Linked DNA regions of Homo sapiens: region 1 is linked to region 2. Evidence: read pairs that join two places in POLR2A ChIA-PET (ENCODE). Cell type or tissue: PC-3. All regions are shown on one strand. Links, peaks and the distances in the headings refer to the core of each region. The heading gives the core; the rest is flanking DNA. Region 1 overlaps WIPF2 (WAS/WASL interacting protein family member 2). Region 2 holds the start of MSL1 (MSL complex subunit 1).

Region 1 (8,368 bases), core at 286-8,285, 130 kb before region 2:
CCTATACCACATGTCATTGATTATACACTATGTCTTGTACAAGGAAGCCCTAAGTATCCTTTAATACTAGGAATAACAATCTGGAATGTTAAAAACAGAATTAAAGAATAGGAATGCTACTAGTAGGAAAATCTAGAAATTTTAACCAAAAGGAGTTAAAAGAAAAAAAAAGTATGTGAGGACCATCAACCTATTTACTCAAAGGTTTTGAGATAGCCTAATGGAAGGACTACCTACCTGATGAAATGTGGGAGGTGGAGGAGGACCAGGTGGGGGTGGCGGGGGAGGAGGAATTGGCATTCTTGCCCTGCTCCCAGTTGGCACTGTTCTCTCTCCGTCTTTATTTGTACCTTTAGGTCATTCATATACCTGCAAATGAAAAAGAAACTCATTAAGAACAGCTTTACCATTAGATACAAGTGCCCAGGAGAATGAGAGAACTGGGCATGGTAATCAAAAGAGACTGAACACCTTATCTTTTAGTTCCACTGTGATACAGTCCAGGGCTTGGTAAATCTGTTTAAATCAATTGTTTTAATTTGCAATTTCCTAATGACTTATGATGCTGAACATCTTTTCATATGCTTACTTGTCATCTGTTTATCTTCTCTGGTAAGGTGTCTATTTAGGCCTTGTGTCCTTTTTTTTTTTTTTTTTTTTTTTAAAGACCCTGGGACTCTCTCCATTGCCCAGGCTGGAGCACAGTGGTGCAATCATGGCTCACTGCAGCCTAGAACTCCTGAGCCCCAGCAATCCTCCCACCTCAGCCTCTCAAGTAGCTGGGACTACAAGCATGCATGTCATTACGCCCAGCTAATTTAAAAACAATTTTTGGGCCAGGCGCGGTGGCTCATGCCTGTAATCCCAGCACTTTGGGAGGCCGAGGCGGGTGGATCACGAAGTCAGGAGATCGAGACCATCCTGGCTAACATGGTGAAACCCCGTCTCTACTAAAAATACAAAAAAGTAGCGGTGTGGTGGTGGGCGCCTGCAGTCCCAGCTACTCGGGAGGCTGAGGCAGGAGAATGGCGTGAAACCAGGAGGCGGAGCTTGCAGTGAGCCGAGATGGTGCCACTGCACTCCAGCCTGGATGACAGAGCGAGATTCCGTCTCAAAAAAAAAAAAAAAAAATTTAGGCCGGGCACGGTGGCTCACACCTGTAATCCCAGCACTTTGGGAGGCCAAAGTGAGTGGATCACCTGAGATTGGGAGTTCAAGGCCAGCCTGACCAACATGGAGAAACCCTGTCTCTACTAAAAACACAAAATTAACTGGGCATGGTGGCACATGCCTGTAATCCCAGCTACTCGGGAGGCTGAGGCAGGAGAATCGCTTGAACCTGGGAGGCAGAGGTTGTTGGGGTGAGCAGATGTCGCACCACTGCACTCCAGCCTGGGCAACAAGAGAGAAACTCTGTCTCAAAAAAAAAAAAATTTAAAGATGGGTGCTCCCTGTATTGTGCAGGCTTGTCTCCAACTCCTGGCCTCAAGCAATCATCTCACTTCAGCCTCACAGCTGGGATTACAGGTGTGAGCCACCATGCCTGGCTGGCCCATATTTTTAATTGGGTTGTTTTTGCTTTTTTATTGTTGAGTTTTAAGAGCTCTTTGTATATTCTGGATAACAGTCCTTTAATAGATATGTCTTCTGCAAGTATTTTTTCCCAGTCTGAGGCTTATCTTCTCATTTTCTTGATTTTTATAACCTCTTAAAAATGTAAAAATCAGGCCGGGCACAGTGGCTCAAGCCTGTAATCCTAGCACTTTGGGAGGCCGAGGAAGGCAGGTGAATCACCTGAGGTCAGGAGTTCGAGACCAGCCTGACCAATATGTGAAACCCCATGTCTACTGAAAATGCAAAAATTAGCTGGGCGTGATGACATGTGCCTGTAGTCCCAGCTACTCGGGAGGCTCAGACAGGAGAACTGCTTGAATCCGGGAGGTGGAGGTGCAGTGAGCCAAGAAAGTGCTACTGCCCTCTAGCCTGGGCAACAGAGCGAAACTCTGTCTCAAAAAAAAAAAGGAAAAATCATTCTTAGTTTATGGGCCATACAAAAACAGGCTGTAGACCAGATCTGACTTATGGGCCACAGTTTACCAACATCTGGTATAGTCACATCCCTGGAATCTGACAGCCATTTATCAGATCACCAAACACTTAAAACTCAAAAACTATATAGTTGCCCCTCTATTATAGTCTGCAAGTAATCCTCATTTTACAGATCAGACTAAAACCAGAACTCAAGAACAATAACTACCCCCACAAAGCCATTTTAAGGAAATCCCATTTTTTGACCCCCTCCCCCCAAAAAATGGAAGCCAAAATAACATGGCCACCATGAGTACAACTTACAGATGACAAGAAAGGTTCAAGATGGTAACCAACCTCACCAATCAATCCATGGAAGAACTGCTTCTAAGCAAGGTTATTAATAAGATTAGGAGGCCAGGCATGGTGGCTCATGCCTGTAATCCCAACACTTTGGGAGATGGAGAAAGGAAGACGGCTTGAGCCCAGGAGTTCAAGACCAGTCTGGACAACATGGTGAAATCCCATCTCTACCAAAAATACAAAAATTAGCCCGGCATGGTTGTGCACACCTGTAATCCCAGTTACTTGGAAGGCTCAGGCAGCCGAGTTGCTTGAACCCGGGAGGCGGAGGTTGCAGTAAGCCCAGAACGCACCACTGCACTCCAACCTGGATGACAGAGTGAGACTCTGTCTCAAAAAAAAAAAAAAATCAAACCAGCATGGCAGCCCACTGGGAAGGCCTGGTTCTGAACTCCTTACATGGGTGACCAAAACCTCTCTGTCAATAATGCAGTAATTTAATACTTCTCTCAATGCTCTGGGAATGATGAAAGGAAAGGGAAATTTTTCCAACAGTTCTATAAAACCAAAAACCACTGCAGGAGAGTAGAATTTGATCAGAAATGAGACAGTAAAAGTCTTCAAAATCCCAACTCCTGCCAGTGTGATGCCACTATAGGCTGGCTGCCCAACAGAGCTATTTCCTCTAACCACAAAAAAATGGACAGTCCTCAGGCTAAGTGGTTCCTGTGGGGAATGGTGTCTGTACTCACTTCAAGAAATAAGCCGATAAATTCCCTCCAAGGGAAATACCTTTTTATTTCTGCTTTCAAAACCAAGGGCAGTCTTTCTTTGCCAGGCGTTTAACATACGAGGCTTTAAAAATTGATCGAAACAGTAAATCATAAGCAGAACATCTATCACCAGGTGGGGGAAAGGAATTTAAAATAAAGAAAACACAAGAAGTAGAAAAACCAACAAACAAAACCTTTCTTTTCTTTGCATCCCCTGGGTTTACTGTGACCATTCCATTCCAAAGTGCCCACAGCATTAGCAAAGAAAGCTAGTAGGAAACAAAGGGGAAAATAGGCCGGGCGCGGTGGCTCACGCCTGTAATCCCAGCACTTTGGGAGGCCAAGGCGGGCAGATCATGAGGTCAGGAGATGGAGACCATCCTGGCTAACACAGTGAAACCCTGTCTCTACTAAAAATACAAAAAATTAGCTGGGTGTGGTGGCAGACACCTGTAGTCCCAGCTACTTGGGAGCCTGAGGCAGGAGAATGGCGTGAACCTGGGAGACGGAGCTTGCAGTAAGCCGAGATCACACCACTGCACTCCAGCCTGGGTGACAGAGTGAGACTCCATCTCAAAAAAAAAAAAAAAGTCCAGGCGCGGTGGCTAATGCCTGTAATCTTAGCACTCTGGGAGGCTGAGGCGGGCAGATCACCTGAGGCCAGGAGTTCGAGACCAGCCTGACCAACATGGAAGAAACCCCATCTCTACTAAAAATACAAAATTAGCCAGGCATGGTGGCACATGGGATTACAATCCCAGCTACTAGGGAGGCTGAGGCAGGAGAATCGCTTGAACCTGGAAGGCGGAGGTTGTGGTGAGCCGAGATCGCGCCATTGTACTCCAGCCTGGGCAACAAGAGCGAAACTCCATCTCAAAAAAAAAAACCAAACAAACCAGGGAAAATAACAGTTGATTCAGAAACAAACATTTTCAACTAATTCCAGTCACCAGAGGTCCTGCCTTTTTGAGGAGGTTTCTAGTTTTTTTTTTTTTTGAGACAGAGTCTCTGTTGCCTAGGCTGGAGTACAGTAACATCATCTCGGCTCGCTGCAACCTCTTCCTCCCAGGTTCAAGCGATTCTCCTGCCTCAACCTCCCAAACAGCTGGGACTACAGGCGCATGCCACCACACCCAGCTAATTTCTGTATTTTTAGTAGAGACGGGGTTTCACCAAGTTAGCCAGGCTGGTCTCAAACTCCTGACCTCAAATGATCCTCACGCCTCGGCCACCCAAAGTGCTGGGATTACAGGGGTGAGCCACCATGCCCGGCCTGGGTTTCTAGTTCTATCAGCCATTGGCCATTGCCATAATTGAAAGGATCTCCTAGAATGACCCAAAAAAGACTCAGACAAGTCCTTTACTCTTTCCATGTCCATAGGTGATCCAATCTCCGTGCTACAAGGTGAATAATGACCTAAAAGGAACAGCCTTATGCCTGTCAGTGTGCTCCACTTATTTAAGCAAAGCAGGAATTCTCTAGCATAGCAATTTTTTTTAAGCAATATATTACACAGTTAAAGATGCCTTCCTAAAATAGACTCAATTCAAACTCTAATTGAAAAACAGATTCATCAGTGGCGCTTGCCTATAATTGCAGCTATTCAGGGGGCCAAGAAGGGAGGATCACTTGAGCCTTTGTTTTTGGATCCAGCCTAGGCAACACAGCAAGACCCCTTAAAAAATTAAGTACATAAAAAAAGTTAAATCAAAGAAACACCATCTATATCAAGTGACTGACTTTAGTGTTGACTACCAACAGTGGCTCTCAAGCTTTCTTCTGGCTCCACAGGGATTGTATGCATGACACACTCCTATCAATGACATTTATTACATAATGATGTATTATCCTTCCCATTTTATGGTGAGGACACTGAAGTCCCAGGAGTGGGAGTGCCTACATGTACATGAGAAAAACTGACTCATCAAAGGGCAACTGCCCAAGATCACTCAGGAATAAAGTGCAGAGTTAGGCCTCATATCCAGGTCTCCTGACTTCTTCCTTTTCACTAATCACTATGGAGAAAACAAACAAAAAACTCCCCTGGAAATTAGTGTGGTTTAGCAATTTTCTATTTTTCCCCAAATGAAATTTAACTCATTCCAAATTTCTTAGTTATAGAATACAAACAGTTCTCTATATGTTTCCAAGAACAGCCCCATTTAGGTGAATTCAAATTAAAACAACTTTCCTTTCCCTGAAAAACTCCCAAAAGAAGCTTTTTGTTTACATCAAATTAGGACTGAGACTTATAATCGCTAATCCAATGCAGAGGGTCTGCTTTGAGAACTACTTTGAGTTAAAAAAAAAAAAAAATGAACCAAAACAATTCATAACATTTGACAACAGAAAGACAAATTTCACTAACCAACTGTGATTAATCAAAGGACAAATTTGAGCCTTCTGGAAGCACTGTCTATTGCAATACTAAGAATCTAATAGGCTGGACGCAGTGGCTCACGCCTGTAATCCCAGCACTTTGGGAGGCCGAGGAGGGCGGATCACAAGGTCAGGAGATTGAGACCATCCTGGCTAACACAGTGAAACCCCGTCTCTACTAAGAAACATAAAAAATTAGCTGGGCGTGGTGGCGGGCGCCTGTAGTCCCAGCTACTCGGGAGGCTGAGGCAGGAGAATAGCATGAACCCAGGAGGCGGAGCTGGCAGTGAGCCGAGATTGCGCCACTGCACTCCAGCCTAGGTGACAAAGCGAGACTCAAAAAAAAAAAAAAAAAAAAAAAGAATCTAATAGCTAACGTGTACTGGCACCATCATAGCTCACTGTAACCTCAAACTCCTGGGCTCCAGTGATCCTTCTGCCTCAGCCTCCCGAGAAGATAGGACTACAAGTGAGCACCACCACGTGCAGCTAAGAATCTAATGGTCTTGAGGTTAAACCTGAGATTAAATTTAGAAAAGAACAAGAAGGTTCTCTACAGAATTTTAAGTATTTCCTTTCTGATCTATTAAATTAGAACTACAAACCTCACCATCTGTGCTCTTCAGAGACCTTGACTTTCAGAAACATCTTGAGGCTGCCTCAAGTTCGGAAACACAGTAATTCTCATTCCTTTCTTAAGCCCTTCCATCTTAAAAACCAAGATAAAGGCCGGGTGTGGTGGCTCACGCCTGGAATCCCAGCACTTTGGGAGGCCGAGGTGGGCGGATCACAAGGTCAGGAGATAGAGACCATCTTGTCCAACACGGTGAAACCCTGTCTCTACTAAAAAAAAAAAAAAAATACAAAAATACAAAAAATTAGCCGGGCATGGCAGCGGGCACCTGTAGTCCCAGCTACTCAGAAGGCTGAGGCAGAAGAATGGCGTGAACCCGGGAGGCAGAGCTTGCAGTGAGCCGAGAATGCGCCACTGCACGCCAGCTTGGGTTGACAGAGCGAGACTTTGTCTCAAAAAAAAAAAAAAAAAAAAAAAAAAAACATGATAAAATTCGCTTTGCACATCCTCAGGAGTCAATATCTTAAAAATAAACACCAGAGAGTATTATTTAAAATCTTCCTGATGTCCGGTCCAGCAGGGTGGCTCAGGCCTGTAATCCCAGCACTCTGGGGGGCTGAGGCGGGCAGATCACAAGGTCAGGAGATCGAGACCAGCCTGGGCAACATGGTGAAACCCTGTCTCTAGTAAAAATACAAAAAATTAGCCAGGCATGGTGGCAGGTGCCTGTAGTCCCAGCTACTCCAGAGGCTGAGGCAGGAGAATTGCTTGAACCCGGGAGGCGGAGGTTGCAGTTAGCCAAGGTCACGTCACCGCACTCCAGCCCAGGTGACAGTGCGAGACTCCATCTCAAAAAAAAAAAAAAATCTTCCTGATGTCAAATTCATCACAGAATTCAGAAATAAGTCTTGATAAAACTCAAGTAATGCACTTTTAAAAACTGCTTCCTGGCAGGGTGCGGTGGCTCACACCTGTAATCCCAGCACTTTGGGAGGCCGAGGCAGGCAGATCACCTGAGGTCAGGAGTTCAAGACCAGCCTGACCAACATGGAGTAACCCTGTCTCTACCAAACATACAAAATTAGCCGGGCATGGTGGTGCATGCCTGTAATCCCAGCTACTCGGGAGGCTGAGGCAGGAGAACCGCTTGAACCCAGGAGGCAGACAGAGGTTGCAGTGAGCCAAGATTGCGCCATTGCACTCTAGCCTGGGCAACAAGAGCGAAGAGCCATCTCAAAAAAAAAAAAAACTGCTTCCTTCTATCCATCTTTAAAAAGACAAAGCCTATTTTTCTATTCAATTTCCTAATGTTTCACTCCAAATATTCCTACATTTTAAAAACAGGAGACTTCCTTAGTACAAAGACACCAACTACTACCCTTTACACGTGATAAATGAAGAATCCAGTTTAGTTCTTGCTTTTCTCGTACACTTAAAATTATCTAAGAGGTATCCTAGTTACCACTACAATCTGGGGCCTTTATTCAAATGGCATTCTGCTGCTCTAAAACTCAGGTTTCAATTGCAAGTTATTTTAAAAAGACACGAAAATCAAGAAAAATTCTAAATCTTAATGCTATCTTCTATTTTCATGCCTCAGGTAACAGTACTTTCCTTTGATCTCAGTTTTGACTACAAAGTAAATTACAGTTTTTGTATCAAAGCACTGAACAAAATCCCAAAAGGGAAAAAAACTGACCTTAAAAAAACAGGCCACCTCCCTCACTCAGCAAAATCTTAAGGTCCCAGTCCTTCCTTACAAGAATCAGTCATATGAATAGGAATCTGAGATATCAAAAAGAAAATCATCTTTATTTCTTCAATATATGTTTAATTACTTAATATCCTAATAAACCATTTCTCAATACAAAGAAACAGAGATAGGTAAAACAAATTTCAGGATCCTCTCTGAAAAAACCACAACAGCTTTGACTACTCTATCTCCCAGATAATCTAAGGAGAAGACAGTTGTGTCTTCAAAAGAAAAAGATTCCAGACACTCCTCCCTAATGGAATTCTTCTGATCCCATAGTTCAAATCAAATGAAATCTCTCTAACAGCATCAGAGATGAAACATAAATGTTTGGTAGAAAGAGAGTCAGGCAGGGCATTATGGCTCAAGCCTGCAATCCCAGCACTTTGAGAGACTGAGGCAGAAGGATCGAATGTGCTTAGAGACCAGCCTGGGTAACAAAGTGAGACCTTGTCTCTATTTAATAAGAAATATTTTTTAGGCCAGGCACAGTGGCTGACGCCTATAATCCCAGCACTTTGGGAGGCCGAGGCGGACGGATCTCTTGAAGTCAGGAG
Region 2 (8,344 bases), core at 1-8,000:
TCAGCAGAGAACCCCCCTATCAGCCATACTCTCATTTCATCTCCTTGTATATGTTTTGATTCACAGCCCTTAACCACCATTTGTGGGTGACATTTCCTTGATTTTTTTCTCCTTCACTGGTCCTTCTCTTCCCACTCCCCCCATACAAGGATATGATGTGTTGTAATTACGGTACCATCACACCCCTAGACTGCAGTACAGTCTGAGCAGTGCCACCTCCATGTTGAGTAACTTCCACAAATCAACACCATGAGATATTTTAATGAGACCTGCCCCAGCTCCCAATCCACCTTGCAGAATGCATTCTCCAATAAAACAGCCACCCGATGAGATTCATTTGGAAAGCAAACAAAATGAATAGCCGCTTGCTCCCTTGCTCAGCTCTTAGCGCACACGACGCCAGAGAGAAAGAGGAGAGAGGGAGAGATGAGGACGGCGGGGAGGGAGGGAGAGAGAGAGAGAGAGAAAGGGAAAGAGACAGGGAGGGAGGAAGAGGGAGGGAGAGAGGGAGAGAGAGACTGCTGCAGCCTGAACACAACAATTGTAGAAACCATGTTTATTTTTAGGCAGCTGTAAGGTATGCTAGCACAGTAATACCCCCCACCCCAGCTTCCCTCATATCTGAAGGAATATGTTTTAACGCAGAGATGCCCTTAACTACTGCTGCAGTAAAAACAAGCCTGTGTCGTCCAAGCTCCTCAGAAGTAAAGAAATAATAAACGACTTTCCTACTCCCTAAGATTCTAAAATAAGGATGGGGAGGTCTATTTAATACATTTAATAAGCTTACTTTCCCCTGATGCCCTAAAATCTTCCAGTTTCAAACACCATGCTTATAAAAGGGACCTGGTCAGTGGGTCATGTATTAGAACTCAGGTTCCTATTAAAAGCTGTCTGAAATCAAAGGCAGTGATTCTCTTAATATCATTTAAGAAAACTAAAATAGGATTCCACGTAAATCACCTCTACCCCTGTGCCCACTAAAAGGCCTACTGCCCTCCTATCTAAAGATGCTGCAGCAGTGGTGAAAGCAACAGCTGCTTGCTACAGCCCTCTCCTCCACCGTGCATTTCTAACGCAATAGCTCTTTAATTTAACCCTTCCATAAGGACACAACACCTACACCCCACCCTTTCATTTTTAACCCCTCACAGATCACGTCTTTTTCCACTAAACGTCTTTCCCACACGTCTGGGGCTGTCATTTTAAATTAACCCTTTGGCACCTGAAACCCCTCCCCCTCCCCCTGAGAGGTTGCCCTTTAACCCTTCCCTCCAACCCAACGTGTCTGTGAGCCTGGCTCCCAGAGACCCAGCGCCTAAGATACTCCTTTGCCGGTGGCCAACCTCCTTTACCCCTAACCCGGGGGTGCCTTAACCTCCTACAGCCCCCTTCCCCCGAGCATGCGCACAACTCGCTCCTCGGCCCGAATGCAGATTAACCCCTCCCGTACCGTGTCTCTCTCTGACTTCAGCTCCTCGATCTCCTTTTCCTTGGCCTGCAGCTGCTGCTGCTGCTGTTCGATGAGGTCCAATTGCAGCAGAAGGATCTGTTTGAGGCAGGCGGCCTGACTGGAGGCTCCCGAGCCGCCACCACCCCCGAGAGGGCTCTTCCTCATACTCTTCCATCTGCCCTCGCTGGCCGCCAGGGTCCCGGCGGTGGCGGTGGGCGCGAGGGGTGGCGGCCCGGGCAGAGGTAGTGGTGGGGGTCCCGCCGGGTCCGAGGCGGTGGCAGCGGGGGAGGCCGCCCCACCCTTGTCCCCAGCCCAGGGCGTAGGCTCTTTGGCCGCCGCCACGAGAGAGCCCGTCTGAATGGGCAGCACCGCCTGATACTTGGGCCGGGGGCTGCAGCCGGCTCCGGCTGCGGCAGGCTCCCCCCCAATGCCGGCTTGCTTGGTGGCCGGGGGCGGACAGGGCAAGGGCACCGAACCGCCCCAGCTCTCTTCCTGCTGCCCGGGGGCCGCCCCGGCCGGGAGTAACAAGCCCCGGCCCTTGCCGCCGCAGCCGGCCGGGGAAGGCGCGGGGCTCCCGCCCTGGGAGGAGGCCAGCGGGGGCCCCGGCTCCTTGAGCTTACGGTGCCGGGGGAGGAAGTGGGCTTCGGCCGCCCCAGGCTCGTCCTCGGGCCCGCCCAGCGCCGCAGCCCGCTCGTAGTCCAGTCGCTGCTCAGGATTGCCGCCGGCAGGGGCCGCGGCCGCCTTGAACACCGCGGATCTCATGGTCATAGTGGTCCGGAGCAGCGCCGGGCACCGAGGCGGAGGAGGGGGTGGGGAAGGGGCGAGGTGCGGGGGGTCGAGGACTGAGGGGGGGGAGGGGAGTTTGGCGGGCTCGCCTCAGCAGCGCGGCAGCAGGCCTCCGCTAGCGCGGCTCCTCCGGGGCCCGGGCGCCATCCCGCCGGCGTGCGGAGACGTGGAGGCCGCGGCTGAGGCCCGCCGCCGGCCCATGGGGGCCTCGCCGCCGCCTCTGCTGCCGCCGCCGCCGCCTTCGCCTCAGAGGCAGGAGCTCGCACCCAGCCGCCCCCGAGCTCATCCCCGGAGCTCGCTTCGGCCCCCCCTGGCCCGGCCGGGCCCGCCTCGTCTCCCCACCCCGCACCCCCCCTTCCCCGCCCCGGCCCCCCGCCCCGGAGCTCGCCTCAACCGCCCCGAGCCTCCATTTCCCCCCCCTCCTCCTCAGGAGGGGGTGGAGGGCTGGGTCCGCCCAAAGCCCTCCTACTCCGGGAGAGGGGGTCTGTCGCCTCTCCCGGGGGTCTCCGCGGCTCGGGGTCCCCCTCCCCCACAGTCACCCCCGGCGCCTCAGCGTTTCCCTTTAAAAAAACGGAGCCGCTCGTAGCCGCCACCGCCGCAGCCGCCGCCAACCGGAGGACGCATGCGCGGGGAGGGGAGCGGGCGGGAGTGCACCGGGAGCCGAGAGGAGGGAGGCGGGCCGCGCTATTGTGAAAGGGGCCGCCGCCGCCTCGAGGGGGGCAGGGAGGGGACCGCGGGGGCCGGGGGCCGGCGAGGGGAGGCCGGGGCTGAGGGGCGAGGACCGAGGAGCGCGCGGAGGAGCGGGGTGAAGGTGGGCTGCCGAGGGAGGGGCGAGCCGGGGGAGGGTCTGGAGGGGGAAGAAGGGCGAGGGCGGCCGCGGGAAGAAGGGGAAAGCGGAGGCTCCCCGGGAAAAAAGCGCGAGAGAATGGAGTTGAGAGGAAAGAAGGAGGATACAGGCGGCCAATGTGTGGCCTACGTGGGAGCGCCCCGAGCGCTCCACGTCCCCGGCCTGCGCCGGGCGGCCCCTTCCCCGGGCATCTTGGCAACGCGCCTGGCCCAAGCCGGAGGGGCCCCGCGGCCCCGCACGCCTCCTGGACCAGTCAGGATCCAGGCTCCTCTTTGAGCCCGCGGGTGTTTCATGGGGGTAGAAGTCTAACCCCTCCACCCCCTCTCCTCCCCAGCAGTCCCACGCGGGTATGGGAGAGAATGAAGTTCTTTGTCTCTAAGGGATTCAAACCAGAAACGGAGGGACCTCTGGTTCCCAGAGGGAGGAAAATCCATGATGTCTGCTGCCCAGGGAGCTATTGCCACCGCCTCCTTGGGATGAAGTATTGCCAGCTACCAACAGTTCCTTCCCAACGGCCATCTTCCAGCCTTCTTAAACGACTCCTAGCATCTTCGGGAGGCTCCTGAAGGACTGAAGCAAAGGAAATCTCTGAAGGGATTTAGTCCTTGAAAGGGAGTAGGGATACTTAGGGTGTTCTGTGTTGAGCGCTTCTTCCTATCTCTCCAGCTTCATGTATGTGTGTCTTTATGTCCAAGCAATTGAGCCAACAAGTCCTCAGAATTCCTTGTGAAAAAAACGTTTTTTTTTTTTGAGACGGATTCTCACTCTGTCGCCCAGGCTGGAGTGCAATGGTGAAATTCAGCTCACTGCAACCTCCGCCTCCGGGGTTCAAGCGATTCTCCTGCCTCAGCCTCCCGAGTAGCTGGGATTACAGTCACGCGCCACCACGCCCAGCTAATTTTGTATTTTTAGTAGAGACAGGATTTCTCCTTGGTCAGGCTGGTCTGGAACTCCCGACTTCAGGTGATCCGCCCGCCTCGGCCTCCCAAAGTGGTGGGATTACAGGTGTGAGCCACCGTGCCCAGCCCTGAAATAGTCTTAATTGCTTGTTTTTCTTTTTTGTCTGAGGTGTGCTTTTTAAAATCTCTATGGAGATGGAGAAGACTGACATTCTCTGGCCTGATGTGAAAACCTCTCATTAAAACTGTGTCTGTGCTTTGTGGGCTGAAAGCATGAAACACTGGAAATTTTAAACAAACGTATGTGAATGTGTTAAGAAGCCAAGAGTCCGGCCCTCTTTCACCAGACTGTATGGCCTCAGATCAGCAAGGGAAGTATTGAGCTTAGGGACACCAAGTAATGGAGTGAGCAGGGATGAGAGGGCACATAGAATGTGGTGATCTCTTTCCATGTCAAGGCTTGTGTGTTTGTGGCACTGGGGTCTTGCTGTGTCCCCAAGGCTAGAGTACAGTGGCACAATTATGGTTCACTGCAGCCTCAACCTCCAGGGCTCAAGTGATCCTCCCACCTCAGTCTCCTAAGTAGCTGGGACAACAGGCTTGGGCTGCCACACCTGGCTAACTTTTTATTTTTTTGTAGAGACGGGCCTTTGTAATACCAGCCTTTGTTGCCCAGGCTGGTATTGAACTCGCTCAAGCGATCCTCCCACCTGGGCGTCCCAAAGTGCTGGGATTATAGGAGTGAGCCACTGTGCCCAGCCTTCAGCGTCAAGACTTTCTGCACCATCTCTACGCTGACAGCTCCGTAATTTATATTTCTTTCTGGACTCATCCCCTAACTCCAGAATCATATATCCAACTGTCTAGTATACATACCCAGTTGGATGTCTAATAGGTATTTCTTTTTTTTGAGGTGGAGTCTTGCTCTGTTGCCCAGGCTGGAGTGCTGGAGTGCAGTGGCACGATCTCGGCTCACTGCGAGCTCCTCCCGGGTTCACGCCATTCTGCCTCAGCCTCCCCAGTAGCTGGGACTACAGGCGCCTGCCACTACGCCTGGCTAATTTTTTGTATTTTTTAGTAGAGACGTGGTTTCACTGTGTTAGTCAGGATGGTCTCATCTCCTGACCTCGTGATCTGCCCGCCTCGGCCTCCCAGAGTGCTGGGATTACAGGTGTGAACCACCGCGCCCGGCCTAGGTATTTCAAACTTACATCTAAAAATCAAGCTCCCGAATTCCTCCCACCCAAACACCCAAATACCACTTCTACAGTCTTACTCTTTTTTTTTTTTTTTTTTGAGACGGAGTCTTGCTCTGTTGCCCAGGCTGGAGTGCAGTGGCACAATCTCAGCCCACTGCAACCTCTCCACCTCCCGGGTTCAAGCGATTCTCCTGCCTCAGCCTCCAGAGTAGCTGGGATTACAGGCATGCACCACCATGCCCAGCTAATTTTTGTATTTTTAGTAGAGACGGGGTTTCACCATGTTGGTCAGGCTGGTCTCAAACTCCTGACCTCATGATCCGCTCACCTCAGCCACCCAAAGCTGGGATTACAGGCGTAAGCCACCGCGCCCAGCCCAGTCTTCCTCTCTTTGTCACCCCATTGCCTTTCAAAATGTATGTCCAAGGCTGGACGTCGTGGCTCGTGCCTGTTACCCCAGCACTCTGGGAGGCCGAGGTGGGCGGATCACAAGGTCAGGAGATCGAGACCATCCTGGCTAACATGGCGAAACCCCGTCTCTACTAAAAATACAAAAAATTAGCCAAGCATGGTGGCGGGCGCTTGTAGTCCCAGCTACTCGGGAGGCTGAGGCAGGAGAATGGCGTGAACCCAGGAGGCAGAGCTTGCAGTGAGCCGAGATCGCGCCACTGCACTCCAGCCTGGCGACAGAGTGAGAGTCCGTCTCAAAAAAAAAAAAAAATTTAGCCGAGCCTGGTGGCAGGGGCCTGTAGTCCCAGCTACTCGGGAGGCTGAGGCAGGAGAATGGGGTGAACCCGGGAGGCAGAGCTTGCAGTCAGCCGAGATCCCACCACTGCACTCCAGCCTGAGTGACAGAGGGAGACTCCATCTCAAAAAAAAAAAAAAATACATATATATATATATATATATATATATATATATATATGTATATGTATGTCCAAAATCCCACAGTTTCTCAACACCTCCACAACTTCCACCCTGGCCTCTGCCACACAATCCTATCTCACTTGTTTTAATTGCAGTAACTGTAATTGGTCTCTCAGTTTCAACCTTTGCCTTCCATCACTTAAGTCTACTCAGCAGCCACAGTGGTCCTGGTAAGATGGGAGTAAGATCATGATCTTTCTCTACTCAGAACCCTCTCATGGCTTCCCATCTCACTTGGAGTAAAAGTAAAATCATTAAGGCTTGTAGGATCTGGCTCCCTGGTACTGCTCTCTGACTTTAGTTTCTACTGTTATTCACTCCTTTCTGTTGGCCCCTTCAGGCCCTTGCAGTTGCTGTTCCCTCTACCTAGATCCCTCTTCCTTCAGATGTCCACATGACTTCCTCCCTCACCTCCTTCAGCTCTTTACTGTATGTCAGCTGAGACCTTTGGCCCCCGCTATGTATACTCACAGCCTTCTCCAAACCGCCTCTTCCCTTTTTTTGCTTGATTTTTCTCCTTAGCATGTATTACCTCTAATTTACCTTATTACCTTATCCTCCCCCACTACAATGTAAACTTCATAGTTTTGGGGGGTTTGTTTGTTTTTTAAGACGGAGTCTCACTCTTACCCAGGCTGGAGTGCAGTGGTGTAATCTCGGCTCACCGCAACCTCTGCCTCCCAGGTTCAAGTGACTGTTCTGCCTCGGCTGCCCAAGTAGCTGGGATTACAGGCGTGCACCACCACGCCTGGCTAATTTTTGTGTTTTTAGTAGAGACAGGGTTTCGCCATGTTGACCAGGCTGGTATCAAACTCTTGACCTCGAGAGATCCACCTGCCTCAGCCTCCCAAAGTGCTGGGATTAAAAGTGTGAGCCACAGCACTGGGCTGCTTCATGTTTTGTTACTGCCATATCCTCAGCACCTAGAACCATACCTGCCACAAAGTAGGCATTTAATAAATATTGGTTAAATGATTAAATGAGCTGTTTAGATATATTAAGAGAAAGCATCTACCTACCTTTGACCTTTAGCTTGACTGAGGGTGGCAGTTCTATTAAAAAATAGGGCCGGGTGTGGTGGCTCACGCCTGTAATCTCAACACTTTGGGAGGCCAAGGCATGAGGATCACCTGAAGCCAGGCGTTTGGGACAAGCCTGGGCAACATAGTGAGACCCTGTCTCTACAAAAAATTTAAAAATTATGGCTGGGTCTGGTGGCTCACACCTGTAATCCTAGCACTTTGGGAGGCCGAGGCAGGCAGATCGCTTGAGGTGAGGAGTTTGAGACCAGCCTGGCCAACATGGTGAAACCCCCAGTCTCTACTAAAAATCCAAAAATTAGAGTAGGAGACCGTGTGGCCTTAATGGATAAGGTGTCTGACTTCAGATCAGAAGATTGAGGGTTTGAGTCCCTTTGTGGTCATAACGTTTGGTCGGGTGCGGTGGCTCATGCCTGTAATCCCAGCACTTTAGGAGGCCGAGGCAGGCGGATCACCTGAGGTCAGGAGTTTGAGACCAGCCTGGCCAACGTGATGAAACCCCGTCTCTACTAAAAATGCAAAAATTAGCTGGGCATGGTGGTGGATGCCTGTAATCCCAGCTACTCGGGAGGCTGAGGCAGGAGAATCGCTTGAACCTGAGAGGCGGAGGTTGCAGTGAGTCGAGATCGTGCCATCGCACTCCAGCCTGGGCGACACAGCAAGACTCCCATCTCAAACAAACAAACAAACAAAAATTAGCCAGATGTGGTGGCGCACACCTGTAATCTCGGCTACACAGGATGCTGAGACAGGAGAATCGCTTGAACCTGGGAGGCAGAGGTTGCAGTGAGCCAAGATCAAGTCACTGCACTCCAGCCTGGGTAGCAGAGTGAGGCTCTGTCTCAAAAAAAAAAAAAAAAATTAGCCGAGCATTGTGGTGCATGCCTGTAGTCCTAGCTACTTGGGAGGCTAAGGCGGGAGGATTGTTTGAGCCCGAGAGGCTGAGGTTATAGTGAGCTATGATCACACTGCTGAACTCCAGCCTGGTTGATAGAGCAAGACTCTGTCTCTAATAAAATAGTGAAACCTAGAGAAGAGTAAATTTGTCTAGGAACAAATTTGAACATACCATCTGGAAGGAATTAAGGAGGAAGTGACAACTGAGGTGGGCCTTGAAGGTTGAGATCAAAGGACATTTCAGGCAGAGGTAAGAACATTGCAGCTGGGCACAGTGGCTCACACCTGTAATCCCA

Evidence for each region. ChIA-PET counts read pairs that join two places held together with the same protein. Peaks named below come from ENCODE experiments on the same cell type or tissue, not always from the same donor. Only the 100,000 strongest peaks of a DNase experiment are listed, where the experiment ranks them.
Region 1: POLR2A ChIA-PET joins it to region 2 with 12 read pairs; 4 of 35 experiments call an interaction of 5 or more read pairs at or near these places.

What each region holds. Positions count from the first base shown.
Region 1 is chr17:40,248,392-40,256,759 of GRCh38, reverse strand. It overlaps WIPF2 (WAS/WASL interacting protein family member 2), which reads right to left. Exons shown (of 8, transcript NM_133264.5): 2 at 238-369. The coding sequence starts at 300. Among named protein-coding and RNA genes, the nearest start is that of WIPF2, 33 kb to the right of the region's middle. In PC-3, for the core only: no CTCF peak of the experiment used is centred there; a DNase peak (open chromatin) is centred at 4,989; H3K27ac peaks cover 1,069 bases.
Region 2 is chr17:40,116,490-40,124,833 of GRCh38, reverse strand. It overlaps MSL1 (MSL complex subunit 1), which reads right to left and starts at 2,863. Exons shown (of 9, transcript NM_001365919.1): 1 at 1,454-2,863. The coding sequence starts at 2,221. It overlaps LOC124904001 (a long non-coding RNA gene), which reads left to right and starts at 2,994. Exons shown (of 2, transcript XR_007065752.1): 1 at 2,994-3,050; 2 at 3,421-4,305. RefSeq lists an enhancer at 1,384-2,022 and silencers at 1,723-2,172, 2,223-2,272, 2,373-2,512, 2,573-2,782, 2,823-3,022 and 1 more. In PC-3, for the core only: no CTCF peak of the experiment used is centred there; no DNase peak of the experiment used is centred there; H3K4me3 peaks cover 4,137 bases; H3K27ac peaks cover 2,288 bases.